Linked DNA regions of Mus musculus: all the other regions are linked to region 1. A link is a loop called in an ENCODE intact Hi-C map of the cell type or tissue named here. Cell type or tissue: left cerebral cortex. All regions are shown on one strand. Links, peaks and the distances in the headings refer to the core of each region. The heading gives the core; the rest is flanking DNA. Region 1 has its middle 69 kb from the start of Gm29260. Region 2 holds the start of Pou3f3 (POU domain, class 3, transcription factor 3). Region 3 has its middle 28 kb from the start of 4930448I06Rik.

Region 1 (10,634 bases), core at 3,304-8,303:
TGTATAACATCTGTCCAGGCTCTTCTGGCTTTCATAGTCTCTGGTGAAAAGTCTGGTGTAATTCTGATAGGCCTTCCTTTATATGTTACTTGACCTTTCTCCCTTACTGCTTTTAATATTCTATCTTTATTTAGTGCATTTGTTGTTCTGATTATTATGTGTCCGGAGGAATTTCTTTTCTGGTCCAGTCTATTTGGAGTTCTGTAGGCTTCTGGTATGATCATGGGCATCTCTTTCTTTATGTTTGGGAAGTTTTCTTCAATTATTTTGTTGAAGATATTAGCTGAAAAGGGAGACATAACAACAGATCCTGAAGAAATCCAAAACACCATCAGATCCTTCTACAAAAGGCTATACTCAACAAAACTGGAAAACCTGGACGAAATGGACAAATTTCTGGACAGATACCAGGTACCAAAGTTGAATCAGGATCAAGTTGACCATCTAAACAGTCCCATATCACCTAAAGAAATAGAAGCAGTTATTAATAGTCTCCCAACCAAAAAAAGCCCAGGACCAGATGGGTTTAGTGCAGAGTTCTATCAGACCTTCAAAGAAGATCTAATTCCAATTCTGCACAAACTATTTCACAAAATAGAAGTAGAAGGTACTCTACCCAACTCATTTTATGAAGCCACTATTACTCTGATACCTAAACCACAGAAAGATCCAACAAAGATAGAGAACTTCAGACCAATTTCTCTTATGAATATCGATGCAAAAATCCTCAATAAAAAAATGAATTTATGAAATTCCTAGCCAAATGGATGGACCTGGAGGGCATCATCCTGAGTGAGGTAACACATTCACAAAGAAACTCACACAATATGTATTCACTGATAAGTGGATATTAGCCCCAAACCTAGGATACCCAAGATATAAGATATAATTTGCTAAACACATGAAACTCAAGGAGAATGAAGACTGAAGTGTGGACACTATGCCCCTCCTTAGATTTGGGAACAAAACACCCATGGAAGGAGTTACAGAGACGGAGTTTGGAGCTGAGATGAAAGGATGGACCATGTAGAGACTGCCATAGCCAGGGATCCACCCCATAATCAGCATCCAAACGCTGACACCATTGCATACACTAGCAAGATTTTATTGAAAGGACGCAGATGTAGCTGTCTCTTGTGAGACTATGCCGGGGCCCAGCAAACACAGAAGTGGATGCTCACAGTCAGCTAATGGATGGATCATAGGGCTCCCAATGGAGGAGCTAGAGAAAGTAGCCAAGGAGCTAAAGGGATCTGCAACCCTATAGGTGGAACAACATTATGAGCTAACCAGTACCCCGGAGCTCTTGACTCTAGCTGCATATATATCAAAAGATGGCCTAGTCGGCCATCACTGGAAAGAGAGGCCCATTGGACTTGCAAACTTTATATGCCCCAGTACAGGGGAATACCAGGGCCAAAAAGGGGGAGTGGGTGGGCAGGGGAGTGGGGGTGGGTGGATATGGGGGACTTTTGGTATAGCATTGGAAATGTAAATGAGTTAAATACCTAATAAAAAATGGAAAAAAAAAAAAAAGAAAGAAAGGAAGAGGGAAAGGAGACTATGAGGAAATAGAAAGGGATTACCTGGTTGCTATGGAGACCTGGGTACAAGACTGGATCTAGTTAATACAAAGTACGTGATGCACTTGGCAAAAAGTTATGAAATCCATTACTTTATAGAGTGAGAGAACACTTATATAATGCTATATGAATTAAAGTCAATACTTAAATACAAAGTATTCTGAATTTAAATAATTCAGAAAATTAATATAATTTTGTTATAAAGTTCATACTCTACATTTTGATACATAAGGTCTCTTACCCTAAAGTTTTTATTTGAGAAACGTTTTTATGTTTAGCCATTCATTCTATATTAATTGTAAATTTTAGGACTATCTAATTATCAAACATATAATAAAATGCTTAAAACTTCATGAAGTAATATGTACATTTTTTACTCTAGTAGGAAATAAAATATTAATATACACATATGTTCTTTGGAAATCTACTGATTTTGGATTTAAAGTAATGTTTATTTTATGATAGCTTCAGTTAAGCTAACATCTGTATTCTCATTCAGAGGGCTTAGTCTGCATTATGAATTAGTGGTTCAATGTGTCTTGGTTAGAGATCTTGTCATGTTATGTTTAATTTAATTCACAACTCAAAAGGACCTACTGCAGACTCTGAAACTTCATTGCGTACTTTGTCCAGGTCTGAGAAGCCGAAAGAAGCAGCCTAGGATAGTGTGAAGAGCTTCAAGGAAGCCTTTTGTTCCAGACCCTTTCCACACTTGGAGCTACCATGAATTCCCATGCTGGAAGCACAAATCTTCCGTGAAACTGCCCACCTGCTTCTGCCTGCGGTGGCAATGGGAAGAGCAGCAGTCTGGAGTACCGGGCAGCCATGGCTGGAGCCAGCTTCCCTCTACCCTGTAGACTCGTCGAGTAACATCAGAAGAAAGTGAGTCGGGATACTTAGAATTCACTGTAGCAAAGAGAATCACAACAACAAAAGCACTCTCGCTGATGAAATTGGAATTTTTTTTTTAATTAACACTTCTAATTAGAATTTAACATCTCACTAGCTTCGTATGGGATTTTTCGCTTCCTTAACTTCACGGAAACCTATCCGTTGGCTCTAAATAGGCAGTCACATACCATGCACCACTCAAGGGTTTCAATTAATCCCCAGGCCTGTAACTCCGATTGTGAACTTGTCTTTTTTGCTCTTGTGCCTTTTCCCCATACAGAACGAGATCTGAGTTAAGGTCCCTCAGCAGGTTATGGGAGGCTCCCTCACCACCTCCTACTCTCTTGTCTTCCTCCTGTGTCTGTAGGAAAGCATTTTGCAAACCTGACCCTTAGTATGTAGTAACAATGAGTGTTGCGTAATCTCCTCTGCTTGTCCCGAGGATGAGCGTTCTCTGTGATTCTGACAAGACTTCTGTCCGAGTTGGATTTGAATCAGTGTCTAATGCACAAGTGTGAACCCTACAGTGCTTCATCCATGCGATTGATCAGAAACACAAGTAGCAGATACTCGTGGCTCGAAAGTCTTGCCTGGTGTACTTTATTAAACTTTATTGGCATTAATGAAATAGAAAGTGATTAGTTATTTCATGTATGGCAAGCCACTAGATGTACCCTCAGTGAATATGTTTTCTCCTCAACACATATTTTGGGAATGCTGGGTATCAGCGAACAGCCAGCAGCTCACTTCCAAGTTTGCATGTTCCTCCTGAATCTCAAACCTGCCTCAATCAGCAAATGCAGAAATCCAGAAGACTTAGAGTACTGGTGGGACACATACACACTGCCAAAGGTACCCCATCTATGTGTCAATGCTTTTTGATATTTGCTTAGTATTTTTGTGATATAGTCTTACTTTATATGCAAGGCAAGCTTTAGATCATTTTTTCTAACTCTCCACTTTCACCCTCCTGAGAGAGGTGCACAGCATTATTCCTGGCCATTAAATAATTAAGTTTTGAAACATTTCCTATTAGCACATGTAAAATTAATGCTTGAATTAAACATCTCTACATCTTATCTGAGCTATTAGAGAAACCTGACAAAGTTAAGAGCTGTTGAGTAGGAAATTTTATCTTTTCTGATTCTCTCAGGGTTGACAAGCCCTGGTGATCTGAGGTGCTGTTATCTTAACCTAGAATAAAAGTCCCCAGAAAACCTGTAAACGTGAGCATACTGTGTGCATCTCTGACATACTGTGTGCATCTCTGAACCCGTGGAAACCCAAGAGCTGGTTTAGAATCAAAAGATCATTTTTAGGAAGATTCCATCTTCTGATAAAATACTTAACATTTGTCCAGCTTTTTCATCTCCCCTATAGAGAAATATGTGTTTGTTACACCAAAGAGGTGGGTAAATCCCTGCGAACTCCCTGTCATCGCTCCAGCAGTCTGTGAAGCAAAAGAACCAAGATCTCCCTGTAGCAAAATTTGAAGATGTAATTCTTTGGTGTCAGGACGCCTCTCAAAAAGGGAAAGGAGAGAAAGCACAGCCTGCCACCACGGTGTCCCCCTCCCGTTACTCAGGATTGCTCTAGCTTGGCCACACCACTGTCTTCGAATGGCTTGCCTGTGAAGGTGGCAAGTGCCTTAGCAATAGATAAGGCTTAATGGGGATGTCACAGCCCTGCCACTGCTGAGCTGCTCTGAAAGCATGGGAGATTTTTAACATAATAATTATAGCATAATCATTTAAACATAATAATTATAACATCTTTTGTGTAAGGTCTTTCTTCCATGGAGGCTTGCCAGCATTCATCACCATCAAAAGTATTTATTTAGCACCCGAATGTGTATAGTTCTGCTGAGTGCTAGCATTTTCTTCGCTAATTTTTATAACATCTTAAATGGGTAAAGAAAAGCTGGAGGAGGAGAATTAGGAAAGAAAAGGTTAAAGAAAAGCCTTGGCTATTTTAAACCTCCTTCTAACAACTTCTGAGGAGAGAGGTGTGGAGGGACCCCGGAACCACAGAAAACTCTTTCCTATGAGAGTTATGGAAACAAAAAGACTTACTACTTAGGAATCTAAGTTTTTCCTGGAAAAGCATTAAGTAATTAATTTTTAAGAAACTTAAATGTGTTTAACATTTCCTACTTACAAATATATGAAAGAATGAGCACTTGAACTAAACATCTCTATATTCAAACGAAACTTTTAGAAGAATCTGACAAAGCGGAAGCTCTCCTGCTTGATGTTATTAAATGTTGTCTAATTTCTTCAGGGTTGGCAACGCCGTGCCAACCCCAGAGATGCTTTGGGATCTAAATGAGTTTTGTGTGAAACACTTGAATATTTTCTGTGCATACTTACATGAAAAACACACGCAGCCAATTCAAGGCAAGTAGGTTGTGGGATTATATAGATCTAGAATTATTTCCACGATTATTTTCACACCACAGCTTACACATATGTTGAAAAGTCTATTGTAGGATATACAGTATTTTGAAAATCCCAGAAGGACTGGAAAATAAAGTGTAGATATTTTGCAAAATACTTAACCAAATGGTTCACACAAATATAGAAGCAAACTGCACGCTTGGAGATTCCCTTTTAGACCCTCTTCACTCAGCTTTAACATATGTGTCCTACTTTTTTAAAATACCGAAAATATTTGCAAGTATGTTTATTGAAATGTTTCTAAATTCTTTGCAGTAGTCACCCCATTTACATCCATACATAATTCCCACTCCTTTTTGTGTGCATGGCGAGTGTGGGGTGGAAAAACTCAGATAATTATATCTTTACGAGTTTGTAACATTTTAAATTTCCAAAGGAAAATTAGACCCATAATTTTTTTTCAGATGTGCAGCTGAGAAATACTTTTTTAAATCGCTAATTTCACTGCAGATTAACACATTCAGTTCTGCCAAAAATCTGCCTGCTCCCATCCTTCCTCAGCTGAGCCAGCCACTCTCTCCCCTGACACACTCCGCTCTGATGTCTTGTAAGAGGGAAAACAAAAACCAAAACCAAAACAATAAAAAACAAAACCTTTTATTCCAAGGAAGAGAAGAGATGGGAAGTTGATCGTTTTTTAAGCTTTCGAAATTTGCTTTTCTTAAATAGCAGAAGAAACAAATGAAAATTAATTAAAGAATCATTTAATTGAGTAATAAATGATAATGCATTTCTATTACATATGTTCCCAGCCCAACAAATTCACTGTGTAAAACGCGGGTTTTGTTCAGAGTGGTATTCTTTTTACTGCTAAATGCATCCCCCTCCATTTCAAATCAGGAAATATGATTTACAAAAAAATTACAATTAACATTTTAGATCTTCATTATTTGTAAAGTAACATGAAAACAGCAACCAAAAGAAACAAAATAGTACTATAATATAAAATAATCAACATTTAAAAAGTTACTTTTTCCATTGAAATGTAAAATGTGGAAACTAAGTATATTACACATTGTACCAGTGTCTGATATAAATTGTATGTTTATGGGAGTATACAGTCTATAGTATAGTTTTGATATTAGCATGGCTTCTATTATGTTACATACAAGTATACAAATTTTATACAACATATGTTTATATATATATATATATATATATATATATATATATATATATGCATGTATATAATGTATATATAAACACAGATAAATAGATTACATATATAAGCATTGTGTAGCGTCTGTGTGTGTTTGTATGTTTGTATGGTGTGGTGTGTGGGTGTGCATGTGTGTTTGTGGGGTGTGGTGTGTGTATGCGTTACTTGGGCTTTCTCCATGGCAGAGGTGGCTGTAGTTCCTGCATTGTGAAGGAGAATTATGGCAGGGCATTGAAGCAATTGTTTGTGATATGCATTTCTCCTTGAGTTTTAAATAATTCCTGAGTGACTCAAATGAATCTTGAAATTTTCTGTATGCTGTAGAATTCTTTTGAATGATGGGCATATTGTCCTTGATGATGTTGCTTTAGGAATCAGGCTTTTAGAAAAGCAGCATCATTGATGCATTTGTCAGTAAATTGTGGTTTTAATCATATTCTCAGAAAAATTACTATTGAATACCTCCAGAATTTGTATGGCATAGAACACATGATGTTTGACTTTATTAGCATATAAACTTTGAACCTGATAATCAAGGATCCTGCCCATATCCCTTGGGCATTTTAACTAAGTTACAAACTCCTGTCTGCAAAAGCAATACTGTAGAACTCCCTGCTGCTTGTAACCCTCATCTGGATCCAACATTGCAAAAGACCATTAAAGAACAAAACTTTAATTCCTTTCTTTTCTTTTCCTTTTTGCCTCTGGATTCAAAAGCAGAAACCTTGGTTGGATACATCTTAGAGTTACAATCAATTGAAAACCACCTTTTCCCCCTTTATAGTATATAAAAATGTTTTATATCAGAAGAAAGTGTCAAGTATTATGTTGAAGCAAAATTCAAAATTATATATCTAATATGCTTGGTAACAATGCATATGAAACATAATTGTTTGCTTCTTGTGGAAAAAGTGTCTGTGATCTGAAAACCTCATAAAGCAACCCTGATCCACTGTGGTTACTTCAGTGAGGAGAGAAATGTGTCCTTGCATAAGAGATATCCCATACTTAAAATATATATATAATTCTCAACCATTTAAATATTAGATTTTAAAGCTGTGGGCATAGCTCAGTGAATAGAAGGCTTGTGTGCCATACATAAGGCCCTGGGTCTCATCCCTAATACCACACGTACCAGGTATTTTCAAACCTGCTTGTAATCCAGGTGCCTGGATGTCAGAGGAGCAAATGACTTTGATCCGTCACTGGTTCCCTGTCTGATGAAAGTCATTTTTTTCATCTCTTCAGGAAAAACAGCATCATTAAAAGGATGTTTTCATCACTACTGGCAATAATGATACTTTAGAAATACCGTTGAGAAAGAATCCTGCTTGAAGCTGATGCAGTCTTTGAATGTTTCTTCGGGAGGCCATTGCTTCTGAAACATGGTGCCTTGTAGTCTCATGAATCGTTCAAAGTGGGTTTACGTAATCCTGTGATCTTCTTGGATCTGAAGCACGACACTGTGTGTACAGGTCTGCACTACAGAACGTTCTCTCTTTACAGCACTTTTCTGGGGTTAGCCTGTTCCCTGCTGAAGGAAAATGCAAGGAAATGAGTTGGGGCAAGATAGAAAGGAGAGTTAAATGGTCCGGTATTTTTATATAATGTAGCAGCATTGTGATCTCTCTCATGAGCAGGGACCAAGGTCTTCAGCATGAAGGGTGACTTCAGAACTTGAGAGAGCTTTTTCTAAGGGGTCCCATTAGAAGAATAAAAACATCTCTGGTTTGAGGTCCAGATACAAAGCTACTTCATGCTCTGTGACAGAGATGCTCACTTGATTTCAGTTCAGTGAAGGGGACAGGAATCTGTGATGCGCTTGAAATTAATTGGCCCCTACTGCTATAGGAGTCAGGCACAGTGTATCCCATCTGCAGAGATCACCTGAGTCACTAATTAATGTGGGCAGCTGTGGCCACTGTGAACATCTGCAGAGGCCTCCTCTCAGCAGCTCTGTTACCATACTGAGTCTGGAGGGACAAGCAAACCAGTCTGCACCCATTTGGGAGGCACAGGAGACTTTAAATTATAAACGGAAAATGTGTGAGACTGAGCCACACCTGCATCTGCACACTGGAGAAGGGGCCTTCCTTCCAGTGCTCACTTCTACTCTCCAACATTACTTTTCTTTAATTAGGTGGTGGTCTCTGTGTCTTAGGGGTGGAAACAGGGGCCTTGTATATGGCAAACTAGTTCTATTGCTGAGCTGATTTCTATCTTCTGACACTAACATTCGTTCCTATCCTCCTTTCTGTGTTTGTTTGGTGACAGGGTCCCACTGGGTATTTTAAGCTGGCCTGGAATTTATCAGTCCTCTGTCCTCCTTCTCCTCCTCCTCCTCCTCCTCCTCCTCCTCCTCCTCCTCCTCCTCCTCCTCTTCTTCCTCCTCCTCTTCTTCCTCCTCCTCCTCCCCCTCCCCCTCTTCCTCCTCCTTCTCCTTCAACTTCCACAGGCTACAATTACAGGCATTTGCCAAGGATATTATTTTCATAAAGACTGACAGGTCTGGAGAAGTTTAGATCTTATAATTCATTAATAATACATCACTGTAACGTTCTCCATTACACGGGGAGCCTAGAAACGTCCCGCGGTTGTCTTTTTTTTTTCGTCATGCGTGCATATTTGCTTAACAAAAGAATTTTCATCAAAAAAAAGAGAGAGAGAGAGAGACAGGCAAAGCCCTGCTCCTCTTGGGGGATGACCCATCTCACCTTCCTTTCTCACTCAGAAAAGCAAGATGGGAGTAAGCATTCTGACTGCCAGGGAGGAGTTTGCACCCATGCTGATGAGCACACCCTGTGCCTATCTGCTAACAGTTACTGTTCAAGTGTCTGCACTCCGAATCATGCCCTTGATATGGAGCTTTATCCTTTACAGAAGCATTTGACAGAAAGGTCGTAGAGAGGCCTGGAGAGGCATGTATGCCGTGCAGAGCACAAAGTGCCTGGGCTGGTGGAATCCCGCACACTTCCCATCTACCCTGCTTAGCAACATCAGCTGGAGGTGATGGATTAGCCTTTTAGGTGGACCCATATCTGATGCCTCACTTTGAACCAAGCAACTCCTGTGCTGTGGGAGACAGAGTAGAAAGGCAGAGCTCAGCCAGGGCTTCCTCACTAAAAGCTTTAACCATTACTTCACTGCAGAGATTTCAGGACTGTGCAGTTGGGATGCCAAACCACACAGCTTGCCGCTGTTGGCCTTAAATGCTCTGCCCCCAGCTTCTCTTTCTGCTTTGAAAAAAGTTGAAACTCCCAGAATGAGCAAACAGACAAAGACCATCTTGGAAGTTCCGCAGAAATGATCACCACACGCCATTCTCAGTTGTAGAAACATGCACTTCTTCATCGACAGTAGGATGCTCATCTCAAAATACATGATATGAAATGTAAGAAGATAGTGGACCTGTATTTGAGAAGTAGGGAGAGAGAGTAAGGGGTGGATTTGGTAAAATCAACTGTCCAAGGAAAGGCTCTTTTTTTCCTACCTAAAATTAGTGTAAATGTCTGTGTAGAACTGAAGACAGGGGAAACTCCACAGCCAAATGTACAGCTTGCTTCTGTGAAAGTATGCAAGGTAGCTACTGTCTTCATTTGCTTTGTCATCCAGGATGAACGTCTTGTCTATATTTTCTATAAAGGAAGACAAATATGGTATTTTCTTTCTTAGGTAGACTCTATTTGTTTTAAAGGACATGGAAGGAGTTGGGGGCTAGCTGAGAAGAGGAAGCAGGCCAACAGGAGAGGGAAGCTGACATAAGAGGAGATGGGTAAAAATGATCGGGAGGCACTGTATACAGGCATGCAAACCTCAAAAGGACACCCATTGTTTGTGCTTTATTGTGTGATTAGAGGACACTGGTAGAGTATCTCTTTTCTCTTGCTATTTCTGTTTACTTTTTTCCTGTTTCCCTTTACTTTCTCTGTTTCTTCCCCCTCTTCCTCCTCCTCCTTTACCACCCCCACTCTCTCTCTCCTCTTATTTAATTTTAGAAACCAGAAGTATATGATTGATCAGCTCAAATATCCCAACACACTTCAGAGCCTCAGAGGAATGAATTTTCATTAGTCTTTTCTTTGTGTGAAATCTGCTTTTTACTTCTGATAATCCATCAACCTTCCAGAGTATGTCTTATGCCTTTCCATGTCTATCTCACAAGTTGGAGATAAATCTCCACCCTTGGAGTTATAGTCTGCCACAACCCTGACATTGGCAAATAAACTCTAGGGTCTTGAGGCACAGTCTCTGGTCAGTTCCAAGCAATAGAGCTCTTGCTTACTTTCAGAACTCAGCCTTCTTTGCTGCTAAGTGACCACCCATCACCTCATCTTCTTGGTACTGAGGACTTATCCTTACTCAGGCGATCTCGATCACTGTAAGCATCTTAGATGTTGTCTGTGGAATATTGGCATTACCTAAGAACAGCCTCATTAGTCACCTGGAAAGTGTCTTAGGGTGTGCTGTGTTCTGTGGACCGTGACATAGAAAAACATGGTGGTGATGGGTAAATTCAGGTGTCAACTTCACTAGGTCATGATACTC
Region 2 (10,634 bases), core at 2,516-7,515, 1.0 Mb before region 1:
AGACGGCGGCGACGGCGACCATGGCGGTGCTGACAGCGGCTGCGGAGGTGGCGGCGGCGGCGGCGGCCCTCTTCGCGCTGCGCCCCGGCATTCACTGCACGCTGGTCTGAAGCCCGTGGTGCGGTGGCGGTGTGTCAGCGCTCACGGTACCCACCTGCGAGTAGACATCGTCCGGCGTCTGCTGCTGGATGCCAGGGGGCGTCATGCGTTTTTCCTTTTGGCGTCGGTTGCAGAACCAGACCCGCACGACCTCCTTTTCCAGCTGTAGGCTGTCGGCCAAGTTGGTGATTTCCTGCGCCGAGGGTTTAGGGCACTTGAGGAAGTGGCTCTCCAGCGCGCCTTTGACGCTAACCTCGATGGAGGTCCGCTTCTTGCGCTTGCGGCCCTGCGCTGCGATCTTGTCAATGCTGGTGGGACTGCCAGTGCTCGAGTCAGCCTCCTCCAGCCACTTGTTCAGTAGCGGCTTGAGCTTGCACATGTTCTTGAAACTGAGCTGCAGGGCCTCGAAGCGGCAGATAGTGGTCTGCGAGAACACGTTGCCATAGAGCGTACCCAGAGCCAGCCCCACGTCCGCCTGGGTGAAACCCAGCTTGATGCGCCGCTGTTTGAACTGCTTAGCGAACTGCTCCAGGTCGTCAGACGTCGGCGTGTCCTCGTCCGAGTGAGGGTCGTGGCTGTTGAGCCCTGGCCCCGCGCCGCCGCCGCCGTGATGCGGGGGTCCCTGCGCGTGGTGCGGGTGCGGCGGGTGCGGGTGCGCGTGGTGGTGATGGTGGTGATGATGCTCCGCCAACTCGGGCGTGTCCCCGCGCACTAGCCCGGGGTGAACCAGGCTCTGGGCTCCACCGCCCGCTCCACCGCCGCCACCGCCGGGCCCCGGGGGCGCGCTCAGCATGCCGTTCACCGTGAAGCCTCCGGGCTGCGAGTACAGCAGACTCTGCGGCGGCGGCTGCTGGCCACCCGCCATGGACGGGAGGTGAGCGGCAGCGGCGGCGGCTGCGGCGGCAGCGGCGGCGGCGGCTGCGGCCCCCCAGCCCCCAGGGTGTCCTTGGTGAGGGGGCGGCGGCGGGGGCCCGAGGTGCGGCGGTCCGCGGTGATGCAGCGCGGTACCGGCGTGCAGGTCTTCGCGTCCAGCGCCTCCCTTCACGTCGGGGCCCTGAGGCGGCGGCGGCGGCGGCTGTGGCGGCTGCTGGGGGCTGCCGGCCATGCCCACCGCACTGCCCGACCACGGTGAGCTGGCTTCCACGGCAGCGGCGGCAGCAGCGGCGGCAGCGGCGGCAGCGTGGGGCAGGGCGGTGACCCACTGGTGCGCGTGGCTCAGCATATGGCCGCCGTTGCTGGCGGCCATGGCCCCCTGCATGAAGTCGCTCTGGACCATCTTGACCGAGGACGGGTCCCCCCGGTAGGCGCCCGAGGTCACGGCGGCGCTTCCCGGCTGCATGCCGCCGCCGCCGCCCCCCGCCCCGCCGCCGCCGCCGCCGCCGCCCCCTCCGCCGCCGCCCGCCCCGGCCGCGTCCGAGTGCACAATGGAGCCGGCCGTGAGCAGGCTGTTCCCCGGCAGGTAGGGGTTAGAAGCCGCCGTGGCCATGCCGCTCCGCTCCCGCCACCCCACCGCCGCCACCACCGCCGCCGCCGCAGCAGCAGCCGCGGCCGCAGCCGCCGCCGCCGCCGCCGCGCCCCCCCCGCCTCCCGCCTCCTCCCCCCCCGCTCCTCCTCCCCCGCCCCGGGTCCCCGCCGGCCCCGCCGCCTTCTCCGCCGCCTCCTCCTCCGCCGCCTCCGCCCCCGCCGCCGCCGCCGCGGCCCGGGGCTGCAGCTGCAAGGCCGCTTGGCAGGGCGCGGGGGTCGCCGGCTAGCCTCGGTCAGCAGCAGCCGCCGCTGCAGCAGGAGCAGCGCCCTGGGGAGGGGGGATCGCTTCTCCGGGCGAGCTCCGTGGCCAGCCCCTTCAGGGGGGGTCGTGGTCTCCCCCCTGGCCGGGAGCGATCGGCTGGCTCCAGCGAGGCTCGCCCACTGGGGCGGGGACCCGTACTTCGGGCGCTCTCTCGGGGAGCAAGGGCTCCGCGGCTCCTCCTGTCCTCGGACGAGTGCGGACTCTGGCCCGGCACAGGGCTCTGTCCACCTGCTAAGCGAAGGTTTCACGGGAGACAACAAAGGACGAAGCGGTTCCTTTCTTCCTTGGCCAAATTGTGGGTGGCCAGCAATCTGGCCGCTCCTAGTTGGTCCGCTGTCTTCCCTGATCTTCAGCAACACATCTTACTGTTTCCCCTTACTATAGTAAAACTTTTCCGGTCCTTACAGGCGTGGTGATGCTGGCGGCTCGCGTCTGCGGAGTGGGGCGGCTGGCTCCTGTTCTGCCCCCCTGGTTCGCTTCTTTCAAGTTTTGTTTTGTCCTAGGAAAACTTCTTGCGATGGTGCATTTCTCTGAAGTTGTTATTGCCGGAGCTCTTGGACGTCTCTGAAACAAGAGTCCCTTTTCATGTTCCTCGCGACACTCACAGTCTGGTGCGACATCTTTCCTTTTGGGTAGAAATTAGGAAACAAATATAACAAGGCAAAAATTGAACAGGAAAAAAAAATGTCGAATTGTTCTGTTACCTTGTTGCTGAAGGTTGGGGTTGATGTTTTATTTTTTCCCCGGCAGTTGTCTGGAGAAGGAGGAGGAAGAAGAGTGCATTGGTGGAGGTGGAGATGTGTGTGTGCATACAGGGAATCCTTGATACACAACCAACTCCTGTGGGCACGTTGTACCGCTCCTAGAGTACCCGACGGCGGGCGCGGGAGCAGGCGTGCCGGGGCAGAGTTGCAGCCGGAGCTAGCTCTGCGCCCGGATTCTCTCTCTTTCTCTCTGTCTCACTTTCCCTCTCTCTCTCACTCTCTCTCTCCCTCTCTCCTTCTCTCGAGCGCCCGCTCCCGCTAGGATCTGACAGTTCGCTCTCCGTCCCTCCCTCTCAGAGCAGGGACTGTCGAATGTTTACCCTCCGCCGCAAGCGCGCACCCACCACCACACTTTCCCAAATACAAGGAAGTCGAGCACCAGGGCCCCTGCTGATTGGCTACCCGCTGGGTGATTGGCAAGCCTGGAATGACTGGCTTAGGACGCCTGGCCCCCCTTCCGGCCGTTCCGATTGGTTGCTTTTTAATTTAGGCAGAGCGTCGTAGAAGCTGGAAATCTGTTGTCCCCCCCCCCCCGCCCCATCCTCCCTCCTCCGCGCCACTTTCCCCTCCACGCCCCTCCCCCTCCGCCCCCTTCGTCGTCCCCCCCCCTCGCTCCACCCCTCCGCCACATCTTAACTCTTAGTGTCCAGCCCAAACGTCTGCGTTCCCTTGGCGGCTCCCTGTGTTCGCGATTGGTCTGGGGGGGTTGGGAGAGAAATGGAAGAGAAAAGGAGGGGGCGGGTAGAAGGGGGACCAGGAGGAAAATGAAGAGGGGAAAAAAATCTTGAAAAATAGCAGTCTACCCATTCTACCTAGACTGCGTTGTGTCGCACCCCCACCCCACGCGAGAGATTTGTAAAGCGCGCGCCGCGGATGTACGTTCAAGCTAATACCTATAGACAGATGTGTCCCCACTGGTTTCAAAGTTTCCTCTTCCCTTCACGCGCGGGCCCCCATCTCTGTCCTGCAGGAGGTGGGAAAGGAAGGCTTGCCTCGCGCAGAGCTCCTGTGGCCAAGCTTCTTGGAAATCCGCCACTGCAACTTTGTGCAGCCGCGGCGCGCCGGCGGCGACCCTCTTTGTTTAAGTTCTCGGATGCCATCATCTGGGAAACCTGCAGCCCTGTACCAGCGCGGGGCCCGCGCGTGCGAGTCCGACCGCTTGCTGCGGCTGCTCGCTCTCCAACCCCCCCTCCCTCCTTTCCTCCCTCCCACCCACCCTCCTCTGGGATTCTTGCAAGTATCGTGCGTGCCCTTGTGAGTTTGGAGGGTGCCGGTCAACGAAGCCACGCGAGGTATTTGAAAGGCAATCAGCCCGACCGTCCCCCTAGATTCATCGTAAGTGTATTCGATCCCAATGCCTTTAGAATGCAGTGTCTGCCTCAGCTCGCCTAGAGGGCCTAGGGCTGCTAGCTGCTCACCCGCCCCCCACCCCGGTCCCCTTTACCGCTGACTCGTGTGTGTGTGTGTGTGTGTGTGTGTGTGTGTGCGTGCGTGTGTGCGCGCGTGTGAGTGTGTTCATTGGTGGGGTTTTCACTCGCTTGCTATTCTTGGGCATGGGGACGCTTTATTTTCCTCTTTCTTTGGGTCTCAGGTTTTGCGAGGTGGCTGTGACCGCTGTCGACAAGTGCTTTCTCAGCCGCAACCCAGCTGAAAGAGTTAAGGGGCCCGGGAGGAGGAGTGCGCCCGGTAGGCGGGAGAAGAGGGGGTGGTGTGGTGTGTGTGTGTTGGGGGGGGGGGGGACGACGCGGCCAAGCGGAAACGCCGCACAGAGGAACCTCAGCGAACCAAGAAAAAAGAGAAAGTGGCAACGAAAACAAGGACAAATTAAATCCTCCTTGGGGATTTCCAATGAACTAACCCAATTCGGACATTCAATAAATACACGACTCTTAATGAGTGTGCGTGTGCTTGCACCCCGCACCCTCAGCTGCAGGGCACCGGACCGCAATCTGCAGTTTCTAGTCCAAGCAGCAGCCGAGAACGTAACCCGGCGGTCGGTGTGCTCCGAATATAAAGAACTGGCCTGCCTTCTCCCCGATGCATAATTTCTCTAGAGGGCTCACTTCTGTGAACTCAGTTACAGAGGGAGCTCTCCAGCTCAGCAGCAGCCTCGCAGCCTCTGCGTGATCTCGAGATTAACCGTAGACGCGGGGCATTTATGTAGGATCGGGTCCAGCTCCTGCTTGCCGGGGTGAAAAGATACCATCGTAGAAACAGATCTAAAAGGCAGCAGTAACCAAAGCCCCAAAACAGAACGGATTCCCCCCTCCATTCCAAAAGGTTCCTTTTTATATTTATATATGCGTATATGTATATATAAAAGATGGAACACAGATTTCATTGAATAAATCTGAGATCTCCAGGTGCAGACGTTTGAATAGTCGGTGCCAGCACCCCGTGTTTTCCTTTCCTGCCGATTTTGCTTGGATCCGGCTCAAAAACCGAAAGAGTCTCGTGGTTTTGTTTACACTGAATGGGGAGGATAGGAACAGAGCCATGGGGCCGCCTTTCATTAATATACAGTGAGGATTTTGTCTAAATTACTGCTATGAGTTTCACAGTACACGCTTTCAAAAGCCGTCTCAGGTGGCCTGATGAAACGGGATAGCGCCTCAGCAAACAGATCCACTTTCTTTCTTTGCAAGGAGGGTGTGCACGTTCGGGAAGCCCCCCAAACGCTGTGCTCCTCAATAACAGAAACGCACTTCTGTTCCCAGGTCTGTCCCCTTCTCTCCCCCCACCCCCCACGTACTTAGTTCTCAAATCGCTCCCCAGCTTCCCCCCTCCCACCCCACCCAATCCTCCCCCTCCCTCTGCGGAGTGTGATTGTTTTGTCTGGAAAAAAAAATCCAAAGTATATAACAAGGGGAGAACAGTTAGTGCTGATTTTCATTTGCATACATTTTCATATATTTTGGTGAAAATAATAGACGAGAGAGAACCGGGCTTAGAGGAGTCAGTGTAAAGAGAAGGCTAAGGATAACTCGGCTCTGGAGAGTAGAGAATATGCCTTCTCTTCTGCCCCTCCAGGAACCTTACTTTTTTTTTTTTAAACAAAAAACAAAAACAAAAAACAAAAACCAAAAACCAAAAACCAACCACCACCTTTTATTTAAAAGTCTAACCTTGGGAATTTGCTGGGTAAGTGTTTTTTTTGTTGTTGTTGTTGTTTTGTTTGTTTGGTTTTTCTTGCTCTGCTTCCTCTTTTTCCTTCCTTTCTGGTGTATTGTTTATTTGTGTTCTTGAAGGTTTGGAAGCTTTATTTTCATTGCTTGGGAGGAGCGGGGAAGGGAAAGTGTGTGGAAGGGAGTTAGTAAGACAGGTCTGACGTTGCTAAAATAATACATAAAAAGGTGGACTGATTCCAATGGCCCTCACAGCAAGAGCTTTACCCTTCTGAGAGAGAGAGAGAGAGAGAGAGAGAGAGAGAGAGAGAGAGAGAGAGAGAGAGCTATTAATTTTAGTTGTTGATCATGAGAGGGGTAAACCCTAGAAATGAGTTGTTTACTAAACATAAATATTTCTTATTTGGAATTTTCCCCAGAGAATCAGGGCTGAAGAGGGAGATGCCTGGCCTGTCTTGGTGGGGGTGTCTGAATTGTGAGTCTGCCCAGATTAGGACAGGGAGCTGTAGGATCCAGTGAAGAGGGGAGGGGGCTGGCAACCAGAGGGCAGAGGGCTAGAGATGAGGAAGAAGTGAGGGAGAAGAGGCAGGAAGTCAATGTCCCCCTAGTTAAAGCTGCAAGTGGGGAGCAGGCGGTGTGTGCTGGCTCAGTAGTGAAAACCCATCAGAAAGAAGGTGATCAATCAAAACTAACCAGGATATCCTGGGTCTCCACTCCCCAAGGACAATGGAGCTTCAGTATAGAGAACCAGATTTTCCATGTTTTCTATTTTTGACAGTCAGATCTATCCCTCCTTATCACTATCTCCCGGTTTTATAAAATTCAAGGATATACTTACTTAAATAAATATGGCCGAAAGAAATAGCGATGCTAAGTCCAGGCCAGTGTGATTATGTTACTTTAGTGAAATGGTCTGGGGATGATTTTTTAAATGCTTCTTGGATTTGTTCTTTTGAAGAAAGCCACATTGGGAGGGGAGTATCAAATGTCTGAAATTATAGTGCACTTTTGTATACAGAACACCTTGCAATTTTGAATTGGTAATTTATTTGGAAACAGTTGATGCTAAATCAATGCAGTGGTTTGTAATGAGGGAGGAAGAGGTGTCAGTTGAGGAGGGGCTCAGCATCGCCAGGTTCCCTCCCCTTGTTTACAGCCTTGCCTCTGACTGGGGTTAACTCCGTGTGCTCCATTGGACCAGATGCCATATAGAGCTGCTCCCTGAAGATCATTTGTTTCCTTGATGGGGAACATTTCTGAGCAGAGCATATTGGTTGCCATAGAGAAAGAAATAAAAGGAAGAACACTAGTCACATTAAGCTATATGTTTGTGCACTGGGCTTTAGATAAAAGGACCTTGATTCAGCCAAAGAGGAGAAGCCAAACTAGAGATTTCTAGGACTACTAAAACTAGCTTTATTTTGTTTTGGACTTTTACAGTTGAAACATATAAGCTAATTTTATTGGTTGTTGTTAATTTTATATGACACGGTTTACTGAACAAAATAAACTTTGCTTAGCAGTACACTATTGACTAGTCGGCAGGGGGCGCACTGACTCGACTTAGCAGTAGCTGAGGAAAATGTAGCCAGTTCAAAAGCAAATCAGTCTTTCCAAATTTGCCAGAAGAACAAACACCCTTACCTTTCCTGTGCATGTTCAAGGGAAGAAAGGAAATGATTGGGCAACACAGAGTTTTAAAATACCAGGACAGTGGTCTCTCCCACACTAGCCATGTCTGTAAAAGACCCAGGAAGCCAGAGGATATTGAAACTATTTCCCCATTTCTCTCTGGAAAGCGTGGTTAGGGCTGTTTATAAAATAAAATGGGCTGGGAGAGAGAGAGAGAGAGAGAGAGAGAGAGAGAGAGAGAGAGAGAGAGAGAGAGAGAGAGAGAGAGAGAGAGAGAGAACCGTTATGGTTACAATATAGGTTACTTAAGAAACTATCTTTCAGGCTGATGATGGTGATTGTTTTTTTGGAATTGAACTAGAAAGCAAAATGAATTCTGAGGTAGTATATGGTATATGTAAAAATGATGGTCCTTTCAGCAGGGCATAATCTCACAACTGGGTATAATTTAGGGTCTTGAGCATATAGCAGGTGCCTGGGATCTTTCAGTCCATTTGATACCTAGTAGCTACTTTCATTCTTACTGTTTTCAAAGGGTTTAATAGTTACCCTTGAAGGGCTCTGTAGAGAAAAGAAAATACAAGCTAGACAGAGGATAGAGGTAACCGTGGACTTGAACCTTTTTAAGGACAGATAAAGAGGAATTTTAGTGGAACATAAAGTTTCTGCCCCTAAGATTTTTTTTCCTTTTGTGTATGTGTGCTGCCAATGAAAACCCTGACAAAGAACGAAAAAGTTTTGTAGCAAACTAGGAGGCTACCTAAAACAGTGAAGAGCAAATCCCCTTGGTTTTGAGGATTTAGTCAGTTTGTCTTACACAATTTTCCCAAGAAGATTTAGAGAGTTACTAAGAAAGCCAAGGCTGGAGTGACTAGGGTGTGAAGCTGGCTTCCACAGTGCAGCTGAAGGCACCTGTGAATAAAGGAGTCACAAAGCCTGACCTTTCTGATAGCTCTGCTGCTCCTCTAGGGGTGGGGGTTGTTGCCACTGGCTTCTTTTCAACACTGCTCCAAGCCAACCAGGCTTCAGCCTTAAGTTTTTCTGTGAAACTAATTTTAGCAGGTCGGGGTTGGATTGAAGTGGGATGTGAATTCATCTAGGTTTGAAAGATTATAGGAATCCTGTAAGCAAGAGACACTTGCTCAAATACACGTATACCATATGATTTCACACTGGACCTTACACATTTGGCGTCAGAAGATGCAGTGTTAGGTTTGTGCTAATAAACTCAAGTGGAGAATTGAGGAAGGTTTCATGCGAACCAAACCACTGCCTTCCTCCTCAGCTCTGCATTGCAGACAAAAGATTTCCAGGAGAAGTCCACAGAGTGGGACAAACCCCAAGCTTAGCTTGCTCTGCATGCTCAGGGCTGTTCAGAGCATTCAGAACGTATTAGTAGGGAGGGGACACTTTGTTTTTTTTATTCATCCATATCGCAAAACATTGGTGAAGGTCTCCGTGTTCTTCATACAGCATGTTCTCCTGTGTTATAGTTTCTTGGAGCTGTGGTTGTCTAAGCAGCTGTCTGTTCTCTCTCTCTCTCTCTCTCTCTCTCTCTCTCTCTCTCTCTCTCTCTCTCTGAAAAATATACTCAGAAGAACAAGGAAGTGGTGGGAACCCCCGTGGTCCACTTTCAGCAAAAGAAACAGAAGAATAAGAATTTGGGGCAAAGCAACAAGTTAATTTGAGGTGACCTGCTGGTTTACAGGGGCCATGTTAGAATTCTGCAATGACTTAGGGGATAATCAAGGATCAATGAAGATCCAAAGTTGTGGGCAAAAGCTACAGACTTGTTGAGAATACTGCAGTTGCTTTTGCCAAATGAGAGAACGTAGAAAATTACCTGAGCCAGAGGTGCCTAACATGAAGTGGGTACCTCCTCATTTGCTTCCATTTGACAATGACAAGGCAGTCCAACAAAGTACAACACAAAAGCAGCTTCTCTTAGCCTTTACACATTAAAATAGATGTTTGGCTTACCCAAATGTATGGCTTATACAAATGGGGAGGGATCTGCAACACTGGCTTTTGGTTAGAAAAGAGGCTTTATCTGGTGAACAGTGGACTAGTCACTTCTTGGTATTGCTAAGGTTTTGGAGTATGCACCCCTCCCCCACTTTCTATCTCTTTAATATCTGGTTTATATATTCTGAAGGAAGGGAGAAAGCACTTAGGTTTCTTCAGAACGGGCTGAAGGAGTAATCATGAATTCAAAGAAACTATGATTCTTTAAAGTAAGCTCCCTCCTCCTTACACTGCAGGGCATTTCTAATTGTGCAAAATAAACGGAGAAAGCACAGTAACTTACTTGGTAATACTGTATGTGCTTTTGAAGCAACCCATTTCCAACTGCTTGCCCACTCTAGTTGTGTGCCTGAACCTGTCAGGTCTGGTAATGCTCTCTCCCAATAGCTGGAGAAGCTGCAACTAATGGATTATTCTTGGCTGCCCCTCACCACCCTTCCTGTGCTCCCGACATCATGGTCTCTTTCAAATTTCAACTCCTAGGACTAGGTAACACAGAGTCCACCTGATAGACTGGAGGCGATGGTGAAAATATGATTCATTAGCAGCAAACGTGGATATGTCCTAGCTAGAAAAATATTTCAAGGTAAATTTGGTGTGTGTGTATGTGTGTATGTGTGTATGTATGTGTGTGTGTGTGTGTGTGAGAGAGAGAGAGAGACAGAGACAGAGTTTGTGTGTGTGTGTGTGTTATAAAAAAACAAAAGCCCAGATATATAAACTGAGTTTTACCAGAGGTGTCTGGAGTTTATATTCTTGCATTGGTCCTAAAAGATTGGAGTTATTCTTTGCTGGAGGTCCTCCCCCACCAAGCACTGCTTCTAAGTTTTACAGCATCTTCTCTGTGGCCCAACCAACAGGGCTGGGCTGGAAAAGAAAGCTATTCTTGTACTCTGGTACCTTTTGTTGTTGTTGTTGTTGTTGTTGTTGTTGTGTTTTGTTTTGACATTTGACCTTAGCTAGTGTCTGAGGAACCTGGTGTAGAGTGGGCATTTCGGGCATTTCGTGCTGACGGCTGCTGCTCTTTTCTCTCCTGTGCTGCTGCCGGAGCTTCATTCTACAGCTTGACTCCTTCCCTGGGGTCCTATCCAACTCGGTGCCTTCCTGGGACAGCCCTACTTTACTGGTGTTTTCAAGAAAATGTAGCTGTTGCTATCCACTTAAAACACACACACACACACACACACACACACACACACACAC
Region 3 (10,634 bases), core at 2,949-7,948, 520 kb after region 1:
TGTGTAACAAATTCCGCATATACTTGCTCAGAGCAGCAAAGCTTGCATGCCTGTTTCCTGGCGCTCATCCTTGGATTCACAGTTGGTTAATGTAAAACCAGGCTGACACAGAGTGTCTTGCAGTTTACGTTTGAAACGGAGCCAAGAGAAAGCACATCTCTGGTGTTGCTGAACTTCCACCCCCATGAGCCTGGAGAGAGCTATTGTGTCCCGGAATAAAAGCACCCAGACAGGATGGTGTGGTTGAACTTTAAGCCAATTATCCCTGCCATTGCCCCCCCCCCCCCGCATCAGCCTCCTACTTCCTGGGACTCCTCGAGTTGATGCTGAACATATTCAAATCTCCCCCTAGAAGGTTTGGTCTAGGTTGCTTCTTCAAAACTGTTTGAACATTAAATATGCAAATAGTCATCATTACACTTCCAACAATTACACGTGTTTGCGAGCACCGTGTCAAGTGCTGGCAGCAGAGCAATCATTTGTAAAGACAAATATTCCATTCCGAGAGATGTCACGCTGCTCAGAAGATCCTTTTTTGTATTAGTAGCCACACTGCTGCTCCGTAAAGTGTGCAAATGAACGTGACAGCGCTGCCAATAGCTGCCAGGCCCTTCCCCTCAGCAGAGCAGGTGCCAATCACCGGACCCCAGCAGCTGAGGAGGCCTGGCCTCACAGCCCGCCTGCAGACTGAGCATGTCGCCCACTCACAAGGCTCCCAGGGCCGCTTCTCCAATTCCATCTCTCCTCTCCCAGGGAGGCGGGGGGGGGGGGGGGGGGAGAGGGGGTAGAGGACACAGCCCTTCAGAATACTTTAATTCCTGATTTCTGAGTGTATTACCATGTGTTTGTAACATGAATTATCGTGTGTGGCTCAGAGGTGATGCAGAGAACTGCTTGAAACATCAGGCCGCAGGACAGCAAAAGACCGGCTTTTCCTGTGCTCTTTTCCCTTCCTTCCTTCCTTCCTTCCTTCCTTCCTGCCTTCCTGCCTTCCTGCCTTCCTGCCTTCCTGCCTTCCTGCCTTCCTGCCTTCCTTCCTTCCTTCCTTCCTTCCTTCCTTCCTTCCTTCCGTTTCCCCTCGCTCTCTGTCTCACCCCTCCCAGTTTCCTCACATAGTTATGGATAATTGTCACTTTATTTACTTTTATCGCATCCAAAGTGCGGCTTAGCAGGGCCTGGACTTGAGTCCCACTAATCTTGCCTTCTCCGAAGTAGGAAAATCCCAAGTCTTGCAGGGTCCAATTGATAACCCGGGTGCTTCTTTTCCATGAAAGACGGATGACTCTGGCAAGCTTGGGAGACTGCAGATAATGGGATTGACTTGGTACTTAAATCTCAGTGAACCAGGACAGCATAAGTAATTAGTGAGTTGGATCCATCCCGGGGTGCTAATGATGGCTAAGTCTGCCCCCACGCCATTCTGCAAACGGCAAGAGACACATCCATCTCAGGCAGATAAAAACCGAGGGGACGCTGATCACAGACAGCATTTATTCCTTCTTTAGTGCACAATTTATCCTAGAAAAGAGCAAAAAAAAAAAATCTAATTTTCCTCAAGTGATACCCAGAAGACCGAGTGACCACACTCCCACCAGAGTTCATTTTGATCAGAGTGCTGCTGCTGTTTTTAATTAAGAAAGGCTAATTAAGAGAAGATCTGCATTTATCTTCTTATCTGTTGTCAGCACAGACTAGCAGACGTTACTTATATTTGTTTACAATCTGGTAACCGGCTTTCTATTACTGAAGCAGTGAAGGCCTCCGTTTATATTAAAGTCCTGAATCACTACTGTTTGGGTTGTGTTGTTAAGAGCTGACTGACTAGCTACTGGGATAACTTTGGGGTATTAGAACTGAGTTTACACACATACATATGAGTGTGCAAAGCACTAGCTACTCCATGCACCCTTAGGTTTTGCCTCAATTAAACCAAAGCAAGATTCTCGTTTGCTGACTGGCCTTTCCGACCATTTTTCTCTCTACCCAGAGTAATGGCACTTTATCAGGATAATTTAGATAAATGTCCTTCCATGGGATTCACATCTAGCAAATGGAGTCGTGCATGACAAATGACGTCCTGTTTTGATGCCACGTTTGTTCTGTCAGTGGGGGGAGGAGTCTCTCAAGGTAGCCCATTTCCTTTTCTGTTCTCTTCAGTGTTTGTTTTTCTCTTCTATTTGGTTTGCCCTACGTTCCCAGACATTTGAAAGAAAACATCCAGGAAGCACACACTCCTTTGGGCAAGACCAGGGAGTCTAAAAGTGAAAGTGGAAACATTTTTGAGTCCCAACTTCAAAGTTACTAAGGATGAAATGGGGGGTATGGTGGTTAGAAGGTCACACAGGTTTGTCAGAAACACAGGTGGCAGACTGGGGGTCTCCTCCGCCTGGTGTGGGAAAGAAGAATTGAAGGGGAACCTAACCTCTGTTCCCTTGCTCATCTGTGCCCACAAGTCTCATAGCAATCGCCTCCTCTGCATGACAAGCAAGAGCAAGTTGAGCCCCAATAATTGCTTAGTCTAAGGCTCCGTGTAACGTGTTTCCCTTCCTATCTCACCCACCAAGAGAATCTTTTTATTCTTCTACTGTGAATTTTCTTAAGCCAAGTCTTAAGATTTAGTATGTGCTGAGGCAAGCCCTCGACCTTTCTACACAAACTGTAACTGATTATGAAGATTTTAAACTTCCACGGGATCAAAGAGCTGGGGTCTCGCTAAGAAAGGGATGGGGGCTGGCAGAGATTGTACTTTCTGGTTCTTACTAAGTCCTGATTTGAAGTTTTTCATCTATATGAATTTCTCTAATATTCAGTTTGAGTAAAACAATACTTTTATGTTTAGATTATGCCTGGTTCAAAGATACCTATTTCCCTTGGGAAAAGTTTATGCTGATTGCAGGAGTTTCTTCAGACATAATCCCATGCACACAAGTGATTGTGTATGATATTTATATGAATATTGCTTGAAACTATTTATTAGCCAATATATAGTGTTATTCTAAAGATATTTTGATTTTTAAAATCCTTTGTACTTCTACAAAGGAATAATACAGACTGAATTTTAAAAAAACAAAAAACAAAAAAAACTTTCCCAATAGCATCCTTATGTACATGTACTGACTGTACTAAAAACAGATTTAAAGTATACATCGTATGTTTACTTTAGGGAAGACTAATGATATGTTAAAATGCTATTTTTAATTTTTTAAAAAAATCCTATTATGTGAAAAGATAAACTGAGAAAATTCCGTTTATCTCTTGGGAAAAGGTGGCACTACCATCAGGTATTTTAAAGGGTAATTTCCATGTCCAAATTAGCTAAGAAAAATCTTTTCTTAAATAAATAAATAAATAAATAAATAAATAAATAAATAAAGTTATGCTATATTGGAAGCAAATCTCTTTGGACATGGGTCCCTTAACAAACGGGGTGTATTCTTGGGAATGTGCCAATGGCCCCTCTTTGTCTTTGAGCATCATACACTTACAAACTACAATTAATCTGTGAGATAACCTTAATGGGATCTTTGGGGTATGAGCTTGTCTCTCATTCAAGGAAATGTTGTCCTGTGGCACATGAATGAAATATGATTATGAAGTGTGTGTTGGCAGGGGATTGCCAGGCTGTGCAACCTGATCTCTTCACTCATTACTGTGTGTTCCTGGGCAAGTCCTGTGACTTTTTCTCACTGAGCTTCTAGTGTATAACTAAACTAGGGATAATAGTAACACAAAAACCCCTTGGTCTTTTTAGCACTTACTGCTTACAGGCAGGGAAAACAAGCCAAGTAGTTTAGAGAAAGCCACATCTTACAAAGGTACGTTTAATTTTTTTTTCCCTACGCCTGAAGGATTGTATATTTCTATAACTTTAGTGTTTCCTGGAATATTCCATTTGCTGAATAGAAGAGTCATGCAGACAGTAGTCCTGCAGCATTAATGCTGCTGTTTTGAGTCAGACCAGTGCAGACCAGAAGATTCCCAAAGGTCTAGCAGAGGCTGCCGAACTCTGTGCTTTCTACAGTTCTATTGGGGTGTTTCAGGCAGACCAGACACTGTCAGTGCAAGCTTAGACTGCCATGAAGCAAGCATTTTAAAGAGCACATGGCTGAGCCTGAAAAATGCAACTTCCTCTTTCCGTGGTGTTCTCTGCACTTGAATAATCCAGTCCTTAGTGCCGATGCAGATTGAAAAAGGAATTCAAATTTCCTTAACATTAACTTCTAGCAGCCAAAGATCAGTGTTAGGCTGGAAATTGTGTCTTACACATAAACTCCCGTGTTCCCACTGGCAATGAGTGGCCCCTAAAAATGTTAACTGTTTGTCCTAACTAATTAATTTATATGGCCATTAAATTGTAAACATTTTGATATTCAAGCATAAGATACCTTCCTGATTTTTTTAAAAATATCTTTTGGCAACTTAGATGATTCAGCCATCCTGACACCCTGATTAACTTTTGGTATAATGATGGCTTACTGCAAAACTTTATTTTATTTATTTATTTATTTATTTATTTATTTATTTATTTATTTATTTATTTGACTTTGCTGTATCTCACAGAGGGGGCGTTGGACTTCCATGACTGTAGCGAGGCAGTGATAGCATTGTTCTTGGAACTTTCCCAGCCGTGAGTGGAGAGTTGCTTTCCTCCATGAGAAAATCAAGTCTTTAAATGGGATCCGGGCAGGTGGAATAGCCCCTCTGTGGAGTAGGGTTACATGGGCGACTTAGATGAAATCTGCGAGGTATTCTTCCTCTGAAAGAAGCGAAGAGAATGGGGGAGCGAGAAAATGTGGATGAATGATTAAATGAACTTCAAGGGCATTTTCATCTGGGAGACAAGTGTGAAAGGAAGAATAATAAATGGCTCCCTGCCTTCCCAGAAAACGGTTGGTACTCATTGTCTGTTCTGGAAGGCATCGGGTAGCTCATGCCATCCACCAATGGGCATAGAAAAGTTTACATAAAAGAAAAGGGGTCAACTAAGTAGAGAAGGGAGGCTTAGCCAAAACAAACTGAAATGCTTCATTTCACTAAGGTTTGATTAATGGGATATTAGACACCTAAGACTGTTGAGACAAGAGCTAACTAGCCTTTAGCAAACTGTGCCGTGAATCACACTTCACACATTGAGATGTGATGTAATGAGATTCTCAGAAAGTACCTCAGTTAGAAACAACCCCTCACATTCGAACACGCACTTTCCAGCTCTTGCCAGTGGCTGGCACATTGTCACTAATAAAGCTGAAAAGAAAACTCTGTGCTTGGAAACTCTTCCTTCTCCCTCCTCTTTTCTCTGCTCGTCTCTTCTCTTCTCTTCTCTTCTCTTCTCTTCTCTTCTCTTCTCTTCTCTTCTCTCTCTCTCTCTCTCTCTCTCTCTCTCTCTCTCTCTCGCTAGGAACCACCAGCTGGTGTGAGAATAAAGGACAATATGTGTATTGGCAGTAGACAGTTCATAACCAGGATATACTGATTCTCTCAGCCTTAACAATCTAAAGTTTTGACGTAGAAATTATTCACATAAAACCACTTATGGTTCTCATTGAGGTCCATTTGATGTGGTTATGTGATGACTTTTAAAAGAAAACTCTGTATGTCCCTCCTCCTAAAAGATTAGCATGAATGTGAGGTTATCAGGGTTCATAATTGATCAATCTCCAGCACTGTAAATTTTTTGTTAAGGATTTTCCAGACATCCCTGGGCCATCTTAGCCAAGAGAGTAGTGAGTAAACCTACATCTCCACCTAGTGGTGCCTGAGAACATTTAATTACTTCTACAGTGAAAAAGATTTAGTCTTTCTTGGCAGCCAGCATGAAAGCCCTGGGTTGCTGTGCTGTGGGAGCACAATATTTAAAGATAACATTTTAATCCTAGAATATTCTTATTCTAGTTACACCACCTCCATTTTTCTACTCCTCCGCCCTAAAAGCTGACATTATTAGATTGCAAAGTAGCCCCAAAAATTCCTCCCACTCCATTTTTCTATCTTGCACTGTGCTCAAAGACTTTGACCAGAAACTCTTTTGAGTAGCTCAGGATCATCTTTGGGGATTCAACCACCCTCCTCTGCATATAATTTTTGCCAGCTCCGTACTTGGCATAAGATTCAATTGCTAGAGAGGCCAAATGAATTTCACTATAATGAACTAAGCTAGACATTTTTGGTCAACCAGAAAAAATACTCATGATGCGCCCCCCTCACCTTCCCGGTTAATGAAGGCACCCACTTCACTTCATGTTTGCCCTAATCCCATGTCACGCCAGAGAAAAGGCACCAAAGCTCCTTGTCACCTAGCAGAGAGGCGTAGCTCCTAGCATGTCACTTCCCCATTAGAACTCGATGCTGCACCAAAGCCCATGCTAAGAAATCTTGTATTTATATGATCTTAACAATAAGTAAATGATTAAGACTATTTTGCTTCTTTAATACTGAAAAGACATTTGGATCTGGGCACAGTTAAAAGGAAATTGTTTGGTTTTGCTTTTCATTTAATTTGCTCCTTGGACATGCTATTTCAGCCAGTTCTCCTTGGATGTTTCCCATCGGCAGCTTCATCCCTAGTACCACCTATGCTATGTGAAGGTGTAAGAACCAGGAATCAGCTGTAATATGTCTCAGAAAAAAATTAAAGGGAACTAAGAGAGTTGCTGCTTGCTAATCCCTGTAATTAAGCGCTACTTGTAGGAGGGCATGTTACTCTCTGATTGAAGCTGTTACCACTGTATTGGACCCAAAAATGTTGAATAATCCTACCCTACCATGATTAATTTTAGTACCTATTAATTAACACCCATTAACTTATAAAGAAGGCAAAAAGAAATAAATGTATTAATTGTCAGTTTGCTTTCTCTCCAGCCTATCTTTTCTCAGACCTAGTATTCTGCCATGAGATCCCTTAAATTGCAGCAAAATCCCATATGTAAAGAAGTGAACAGAAAGAGTCCAATGGAGAGAGATTTGTGGCATTTTTAAGTTGTTTTCTGTATTTATAGCACAAGGGACAGAATTCATTAAGTCAGACATTTAAAGTCATCAACCATAGTCATCTGTATTGGCACTATCAGAGACCAGTCACACACTGTCCTTTCCTTTTAGTTCTCCAATTGCTTCCAAAATACTGCCGTGATCAAGGACAGAAGAAATCCAACTTGTTTTGACTATTAATAGATTCTCAATATTATGCCTTTGATGTTAAAGAACCATGATTTGTCATCTTTGCCAAATTCATATGCCATTCCATGGACACAGTCAACCCAAGCTCATTCCTAAATATCTTTAACTTTCCCCAAATTTTAGGGTGAGGAAAAAGTGAACTGAACACAAACTAATCAAATCCAAGGGCTCCTCGACACTAAGTTCCACAACGCCAAGCTTCCCAACACCATGTTCCCCAGAACTTCATTACAGAATGAAAGTACAAAAACATAGAGCAATTATAAAACAAAACCAAACAACCAAACAACTCCCCCCCCCCAAATTCCAACACTAAAACAACCAAATAACAAAAAATTCACAATAAGGAAGAGTGGTTTAGGCATTTTTTAAAAGTATTTTTGCTTCTGTTTCTCTGGTGTGTGATACAGGGCTTCTGTGAGTTCTCCCATGGGTGCACTGCAAAACAGATTGTCAAACTGCAGCCTCTCCTGAACTATGGTGAAGGCCTCCTTATGTTTGGTAGAGGTAGTCTCTTTGAAGTTAAAAAGAACCATGATTTGCCATCTTGGCCAAATTCATATGCCATTGCATGGAGAGAGTCAACCCAAGCTCATTCCTACATGGAGATGGAGAGATGAGACTGCTTTTATTACTCTATCATTAAATAGAGCATACATGAGCACTTATACACACACAAGCACACACACAAACACACACACACCCCCACACACACACTCACACACACTCCAAAACACCACATGGGGCTTGAGGGGCAGCTTATATTCTTTTAATCCAGTGGTTCTCACCCTTCCCAATGCTGCAACCCTTCAGTACAGTTCCTCATGTTGTGGTGACCGCCAACCATAACCATCGATACTTCATAACTGTAATTTTGCAACTGTTATGAATCATGATGTAAATATCTGATATTCAGGATATCTGATATTTGACGCCTGTGAAAGGGCTGTTTGACCTTAGAGGGGTCACACCACATAGGTGGGGAACCACCGCTTGATTCTGTCAGCCTAATTGTAAATGACTCCGTAAGTTAATTCAGTTATGAATCTGTGTTCTGAAACTGTTAAGTGCATAAGTGCTGGTTGCAAATGTCAGTCTATATGTAAACGTAGCAGCATAAGGTGACTTCTAGAATCTCCGCATCACCACCTACCATGCCTGATGACTATTCAATGGGGATATGGGAAAGTTCTGCACACCTACCATGCCTGATGACTATTCAATGGGGTTATGGGAAAGTTCTGCAGTCAATCCAGGACATTTTCCAAGGCTGCTGTTAGGAAGGTAAGGACATGTGGCTTGCTGATAATGCCTACGTCTCCAGAGCTAGTAATTTCCATGGTGCAGCCTCTCTGATCCAGCGAACTGTAGTAGCCCCTGGGATAACCATTACACTAGCTCCCCATTGTCACAAGGTGTCACTATTAAGCACAGACCCCTTGGTGCCTGGCAAGCACACTCTCATGATTATGGTGGCTTCCAGTGGTCCCTGGGTGGGTGCTGTCAGGGTAGAAAGCTCATGTTGGTAACCATGGACTTGCTCAGTTCTCCATAGGGAATTAATGGTGGAGAAACAAGAGAATTCCTTCCTTAGCCGTGCACTAGGGAGAGGCTGTCCCCACTCCCACCCCTCGTCAAGAGGCTGCTGGTTCCTTCTGTCAGGGAGAACCTTCCACTCCATAACCTAAGGAGCTAAGAAACGCTTCCTATTCACAGCTCCACTGCTGATGGAACGGAGCACTCCAAGAGGGTTCAGCAAGTTTAAATGCTCTACCCTCTCCTCAGGAGGAGCCCAGGCTGCTTCTTTCATGTTAAATGAGAACTTCCTCAAAGACACAGGAACAAAATCTGCTTCAAGTCTGGTCATGATTTCTAAATGTGCATTCTCCACACTACATGTGGCAACTGTTATAAACTACAGGAGTCCTTGATAGACATTACATTTGAGTCTGCTAGCAGACTCTGATTTGTCGCTCTCTGGTCCCTACATCTGATGAATTAACTGTGATATAAATGAAATCCAATTTCAACCCTCATTCTGTTACACTGCTCAAAACTTGGCCATCACCACAATATTCTACCTGGAGAGTCCTGATGCAGAAATGAACTGTTAGGCCTTTCAGGCCCTGGTCTTGAAAACAAGGATGCCCAACCTGGGAGCAAGGCCTGAGTTGATGGTGGAATCTACTTTTCATGGTTTGTATATGCTTGGCCAAGGAATGTCACAATTTGGAGGTGTAGCCTTGTTGGAGTAGGTGTGTCACTGTGGGTATGGGCTTTAATACTCTAGTCCTAGATGCCTACAAGCCAGTATTCTGCTAGCAGCCTTCAGATGAAGATGTAGAACTCTCAGATCCCCCTGCACCATGCCTGCCTGGATGCTGCCATGTTCCTGCCTTGATGGTAATGGACTGAACCTCTGAACCTGTAAGCCAGCCCCAATTAAATGTTGTCCTTGGAAGAGTTGCCCTGGTCATGGTGTCTGTTCACACCAGTAAAACCCTCACTAAGACACTATTGATACTTCTTTCTCTTTATTATATTTTAGAATGTTTTTCCTGTTTAGTCAAGAGAGTTTATAACTGCAAGAAAGCTATTTGAACTAGAAACAAATTAAGAAGGTTGCTGATATCATTTTAAAAATTCATTGATAGAATTTAAAAAGAACTATCCAGACGTGCAACAGTGTTTCCACATGACAGGAAAAAAACCCAGACTGGAGCTACAAAGAAAGGGAGCAAATGGAGATTTTTGTAGACAATAGAGGAAAAGTAAATGTATGTCTCCCATTGATAAAACAATAAACAGGGCTGGAGGGATGGCTTAGTGGCTAAGAGCACTGGCTGCTCTTCCAGAGGAGCAGGCTTTGATTCCCAGCACCCATATGATAGCTCACAACTATCTGTAACTGCAGTTCTAGAGGATCTGACACCAAAGCACATGGAAGAAAAGTAATTACATAAAAAACAGAAAGAACAACAAGTGTGTGTGTGTGTGTGTGTGTGTGTGTGTGTGTGTGTGTGTGTGTGTGTTGAAGGGTAGACCTGGGTTTTTGTGCTACTCAATGGTAATGAAGATCATTTGACAAAAGGACAATGTTGTAGAGTCAAGTTCTTTGCTTCTACTTCCATTGGGCGCATTCTAGGGATCTAGGTTAGGCGGCTGAGTTTGCTTAGCAAGCACCATTACGCATCCATTCATGTTGTTGGACTGAGAAAATCCACTTCTACTACATAGGCTTTCTGTGCTACAGCAAAGACACTGTACCCAAAGGTGTTTAAAAACTACCCACTCCACCAAATCAGGGATTGACGCCTAAAATCCCAGATTGATTTGAGGATGCTGAAGATGGGAGAACCTGTTGTTATTTTTTTTTCTCCCAGAAGTCAAGTGTCTTTCTGTAAAGATGGGCTTTTCCACTTGCTACACGAAAGGCTCCAGGATCTCTGTGGAGTGGT

The links. A loop is a pair of places that touch in the nucleus more often than their neighbours do. Peaks named below come from ENCODE experiments on the same cell type or tissue, not always from the same donor. Only the 100,000 strongest peaks of a DNase experiment are listed, where the experiment ranks them.
Region 2: it touches region 1 in a loop (6-fold over the local background); 5 of 42 quality-filtered maps call a loop at or near these places.
Region 3: a loop joins it to region 1, with 5 times the contacts of the local background. A loop is called at or near these places in 3 of 42 quality-filtered maps.

Annotation. Positions count from the first base shown.
Region 1 is chr1:41,669,069-41,679,702 of GRCm38, reverse strand. No RefSeq gene overlaps it. Among named protein-coding and RNA genes, the nearest start is that of Gm29260, 69 kb to the left of the region's middle. In left cerebral cortex, for the core only: no CTCF peak of the experiment used is centred there; DNase peaks (open chromatin) are centred at 4,842 and 5,283; H3K4me3 peaks cover 362 bases.
Region 2 is chr1:42,688,097-42,698,730 of GRCm38, reverse strand. Pou3f3 (POU domain, class 3, transcription factor 3) reads right to left here and starts at 2,963. Exons shown (of 1, transcript NM_008900.3): 1 at 1-2,963. The coding sequence starts at 1,585. The coding sequence ends at 92. It overlaps Pantr1 (POU domain, class 3, transcription factor 3 adjacent noncoding transcript 1), which reads left to right and starts at 3,906. Exons shown (of 4, transcript NR_027826.2): 1 at 3,906-3,984. All of the region lies in intron 1 of Gm46091 (predicted gene, 46091), which reads right to left. In left cerebral cortex, for the core only: a CTCF peak has its summit at 7,311 (motif pointing right); DNase peaks (open chromatin) are centred at 4,337, 4,687, 5,096, 7,335 and 3 more places; H3K4me3 peaks cover 4,794 bases; H3K27ac peaks cover 4,696 bases.
Region 3 is chr1:41,147,851-41,158,484 of GRCm38, reverse strand. No RefSeq gene overlaps it. Among named protein-coding and RNA genes, the nearest start is that of 4930448I06Rik, 28 kb to the left of the region's middle. In left cerebral cortex, for the core only: a CTCF peak has its summit at 5,758 (motif pointing left); DNase peaks (open chromatin) are centred at 4,067, 4,632, 5,071, 5,815 and 1 more place.